Linked DNA regions of Homo sapiens: region 2 is linked to region 1. The links are chromatin loops, found by intact Hi-C in ENCODE. Cell type or tissue: chondrocyte. All regions are shown on one strand.

Region 1 (2,500 bases):
TTTTTCTGTCGTTCCCATTCTTTCTCTCTATTTCTTCCTCGGCCACTCTGTCTTTGTCCTTCTCTTTGTGTCTCTGTTCCTCTGACGGTCCTTCCGCCAGTCTCTATTTTTAGCCCTCTGACACACCCCCTGTGTCCACCTCTCTGTCTGTCTGTCTCTCCCCCTCCCTCGTCTCAGGTCCAGCTTCTGGTCCCAATTAGTTGGTGGCGGCCAAGGCAGCGGCAGGTCCCCCACCCCCGGCTCCTCATTACCGCTGGCGGCTCCTAATGAGCCTGGGGAGGGGGTGACCCCGCGTCCCCGGCCCCCCGGCCTGCGTCACTGCCCGGTGCGGGGGCTGCGGAGGCGATATAAGGGGGCTGCCACCATCGCTGCCCCAGCCCACTGCACGGTAGGGGACTGTGCGGGAAGCTGGGGGTGGATGCATGGTGGGGCCCGGGGTTCTGGGCCGGGATGCAGCCCTACTGAGCCCCTTTCTGGTTCTCCACAGGTGATGGAGACCCGCCAGGTGTCCAGGAGCCCTCGGGTTCGGCTGCTGCTGCTGCTGCTGCTGCTGCTGGTGGTGCCCTGGGGCGTCCGCACTGCCTCGGGAGTCGCCCTGCCCCCGGTCGGGGTCCTCAGGTAGGTGCCAGTCCCAGAACTCCCAGGGAGGGGTGGGAACTTGGAGAAGTGGGAAGAGAACCAAAGAGAAAGGGGACGGAAGATCCAGAAAGCGGAACAGAAGCCCAAAGAGAGGGCGACCGAGACCCAGCGAGAAGACAGAGACTAGGGGTGGGGGAAGGCGGGAGGAGGGTTTGGTGGTAGTGGTGGTGCGGGAAATGGACAGAAAATCAGCAAGGGAAAGAGACACAGAAAGATAGATCCCGAGAAAGGCGTGGAGAGGCTCGAAAGGAGTCGTTGCAGAAACGGATTCATTCTTTGAGCAACGTTTATTGGGTTCTTGGTGTGCGCCTGGCCATGCGCTGAGCGCTGTGGGCGGACAAGTGCATCAGACTCGGTCTCAGTACCTGGGGAGTTTCGAACCTGGTGAGCAGAGAGACAGAGACCCACACAGAGAACGAGAGAGACAGGGGGAGCCGGACCGAGCCACTCCACGGACTGGGCAGTAACGGGGCTTCGAGTTAGACCGCGGGGAGGACAGGCGGCGGCAAGAGCGAGTCTGGACGCGCGGTCACCGCGTCTCTCCACAGCCTCCGCCCCCCAGGACGGGCCTGGGCGGATCCCGCCACCCCCAGGCCGCGGAGGAGCCTGGCGCTGGCGGACGACGCGGCCTTCCGGGAGCGCGCGCGGTTGCTGGCCGCCCTCGAGCGCCGCCACTGGCTGAACTCGTACATGCACAAGCTGCTGGTGTTGGATGCGCCCTGAGCGCGCTGCCCGTCCCCATCTTAATAAAGACCATGCCCTGCGCTCCGGACTGCGCCTAGTTCCTGCGCGACCTGCGTGTGCGTTGGGTTGGGGGCGCGGGGCTTGAAATGGGGGGTAGAAAAGAGACAGGACTCTGTGTCGGCCACTCTGGCATCTCTCTCCTCAGTCCCCACTCTATTTTCTTTCCTCAATTCCGTTTCTCTCTGCCTGTCTTTGTCCAGGAAGCTGGCTTCTTTCCTATTTCTGGATCTCTGCTTCCCTATCGCCCCCACCCCCCCGCCCCCTCCTTTCATTCTGGGCCCCTGTCCCTCCCTACCCCCATCTCTGTCCCCTTCTCTCTGGTTCTCTGTAATCTCCAAGGTCTCTGTCCTCCTCCGTCTCTGTCCCTTTCTCTGGGTCTCTTTCCTCTCTGGGTATGTGTCCCCGTCTCCCTGGGTCCTTGTGGTTATCTCCCCTTTCACCCTTTTGGCTTTCTGGTCTTCTGGGAATCTCTGCCTCCTCTCTCTATTCTCCTTCTGCCTCTGAAACTCTTCCTTCCCTTCTCCATCACTTTCTTTTTTCCTTTTTCCTCTGCCTGACTCCTTCATATCTTCCTTTTCTTTCCTCCGTTAGGTTTCTATCTGTCTCTCCATCAGCTCTCATCTTTGAATTTCGCTGTTCCTCCCTCCCATCACTTCCAGACTTCTCCCCAGGCACAGTGGAAAGATCGCGGGCTCTGGTGTGAGGCAGCCCTAGCATCCAAACCCAGGGTCCTCCAAATCTAGCTGCGTAGTACTGAGAAAGCCTTCTTGACGTCAGTCTCTGTGTCTCCTTTTCTTCATCTGTTACGAGGATCCAATAAGATATACTTCATAAGACTTCAGTACAGCGCCCGTTACGTAGCAAAACGCTTTTATTTGAAAAGGGTTTCCTCTTCTCACAGCAGCGTCCAGCAATTTTTTTCAGGGTTTTCTGACTTCGGGTCTCCTTCTCTAGAGACCTTCGGGGCGCCAGGCTGGGGCAGGAGAAGAGAAAGGAGCAGGCGTCAGGCTCCAAAAAGGACAGGGAAAGGGCGGGAAGATACCTGGGCTGCAGGTGAAGCGAGAAAAGAGCCAATCGAAATCTGTCTCTCTCCCCGGAGGTCCAGCCTGCCCTTCAG
Region 2 (2,500 bases), 50 kb after region 1:
ACCTGCTGAATCAGTCTGCCTTTTAGTAAGATGAGGTCTGAGAAGCCGCGCAGGAGATTGTTATGTGTTAAATTGTTTCCTCCTGGCTGGACGCGGTGGCTCATGTGTGTAATCCAGCACTTTGCGAGGCTGAGGTGGGCAGATCACTTGAGGTCAGGAGTTTGAGACCATCCTGGACAGCATGACAAAATCCTGTCTCTACTAAAAATATGAAAATTAGCTGGGCGTGCTGGCGCGCTCATGTAATCCCAGCTACTTGGGAGGCTAAGGCAGGAGAATCACTTGAACCTGGGAGGCAGAGGCTGCAGTGAGTCAAGATTGTGCCATTGCACTCTAGCCTGGGCAACAGAGCAAGACCCAGGCTTAAAAAACAAACGAACAAACAACCATATTGTTTCCTCCCCAAATTCATATTTTGAAATTCTAACCTGTAATACCTCAGAATGTGGCCTTATTTGGAACTAGGGTCATTGAAGATATAATTGGTGAAGATGAGGTCATTAGGTTGGGCCCTAATCCAACATGACTGTGTTCTTTTTTTTTTTTTTTTGAGATGGAGTCTCACTCTGTAGCCCAGGCTGGAGTGCAGTGGCACAATCTCGGCTCACTGCAGCCTCTGCCTCCTGGGTTCAAGCGATTCTCCCACCACAGCCTCCAGAGTAGCTGGGATTACAGGGGCATGGCACCATGCCAGCTAATTTTTGCATTTTTAGTAGAGACGGGGTTTCACCATGTTGGCCAGGTTGGTCTCAACCTCCTGACCTCAGGTGATCCACCTGCCTTGGCCTCCCAAAGTGCTGGGATTACAGGCGTGAGCCACCATGCCCAGCCTATTTATTTATTTATTTTTTGAGATGGAGTTTCGCTCTTGTTGCCCAGGCTGTAGTGCAATGGTGCTATCTTCGCTCACCGCGACCTCCACCTTCTGGGTTCAAACGATTTTCCTGCTTCAGCCTCCTGAGTAGCTGGGATTACAGACATGTGCCACCATGCCCGGCTAATTTTGTATTTTTAGTAGAGACGGGGTTTCTCCATGTTGGTCAGGGTGGTCTCGAACTCCTGACCTCAGGTGATCTGCCCGCCTCGGCCTCCCAAAGTGCTGGGATTATAGGTGTAAGCCACCACTCCTGGCCATACTTTGTATTTTTTTTTTTTTTTTGAGACGGAGTCTCGCTCTGTCGCCCAGGCTGGAGTGCAGTGGCACGATCTCGGCTCACTGCAAGCTCCACCTCCCGGGTTCACGCCATTCTCCTGCCTCAGCCTTCTGAGTAGCTGGGACTACAGGCGCCTGCCACCATGCCTGGCTAATTTTTTTGTATTTTTACTAGAGACGGGATTTCACCGCATTAGCCAGGATGGTCTTGATATCCTGATCTCATGATCTGCCTGCCTCGGTCTCCCAAAGTGCTGGGATTACAGGTGTGAGCCACTGTGCCTGGCCCCATATTTTGTATTTTTAGTAGACGGGGTTTCGCTACGTTAGCCAGGCTGGTCTCGAACTCCTGACCTCATGATCCGCCCGTCTCTGCCTCCCAAAGTGCTGGGACTACGGGTATGAGCCACTGTGCCTGGCAGGAGGCAACTTCTCTCTAGTGGATAGAGCCCAGGGATGTTATCAAATATCCTACAGTGCACAGGGCAGCTCCCACAATAAAGATTATCCAGCCCCACATGCCAATGATGCCAACCTTAAGAAATTTTGGTTTATGGAAAAGAGACTATAGGGATATTTATTATACTATTTTTTTTTACCATAAAGACACAGGCACATGCATGTTTATTATGGCACTATTCACAATAGCAAAGAATTGGAACCAACCCAATTGTCCATCAGTGATAGACTAGATAAAGAAAACATGGCACATATACACCATGGAATACTATTCGGCCACAGAAAAGGATGAGTTAATGTCCTTTGCAGGGACATGGATGAAGCTGGAAACCATCATTCTCAGCAAACCAACACAAGAGTAGAAAACAAAATACTGCATGTTATCACTCAAGTGGGAGCTGAACAATGAGAACACATGGACACAGGAAGGGAAACATCACACACCAGGACCTGTCGGTGGGGGGTGGGGGGTCAGGGGAGGGATAGCATCAGGAGAAACACCCAATGCAGGTGACGGGCTGATGGGTACAGCAAACCACCATGGTACATGCACCTATGCAACAAAACTGCATGTCTGCACATGTACCCCAGAACCCAAAGTATAATTTAAAAAAACATAAAAATACTATGTCTTAATATAACTTACTGTACCATGGATTTGTTAAAAACTAAGGTAAGTCATTAAGAAAATGATACAAAGCATAAAAGATCATTTATCAAAATTACAAAAACTCTAAAACCAGTGGACAAAGATCCAAAAAAAACTAGTAAAACAATTGAAAAATTATTTGAGTAATAAAATGTAACTATGATGACGCAATGACAGCTTGCATCTTAAAACAGGTTAAAGAAAGAATATTTTTTAAAAAATTAAGAGAATGTAAAAGT

The links. Peaks named below come from ENCODE experiments on the same cell type or tissue, not always from the same donor. Only the 100,000 strongest peaks of a DNase experiment are listed, where the experiment ranks them.
Region 2: it touches region 1 in a loop (2.4-fold over the local background); 3 of 110 quality-filtered maps call a loop at or near these places.

What each region holds. Positions count from the first base shown.
Region 1 is chr19:49,421,330-49,423,829 of GRCh38, reverse strand. It overlaps PTH2 (parathyroid hormone 2), which reads left to right and starts at 389. Exons shown (of 2, transcript NM_178449.4): 1 at 389-618; 2 at 1,188-1,411. The coding sequence starts at 491. The coding sequence ends at 1,362. It also overlaps a transcript of GFY not described here. RefSeq lists a silencer at 70-273. In chondrocyte, CTCF peaks have their summits at 1,105 and 1,308; no DNase peak of the experiment used is centred here.
Region 2 is chr19:49,371,353-49,373,852 of GRCh38, reverse strand. The region is part of intron 4 of DKKL1 (dickkopf like acrosomal protein 1); the gene reads right to left. The region is part of intron 2 of LOC101928295 (a long non-coding RNA gene); the gene reads left to right. Among named protein-coding and RNA genes, the nearest start is that of DKKL1, 8.7 kb to the right of the region's middle. In chondrocyte, no CTCF peak of the experiment used is centred here; no DNase peak of the experiment used is centred here.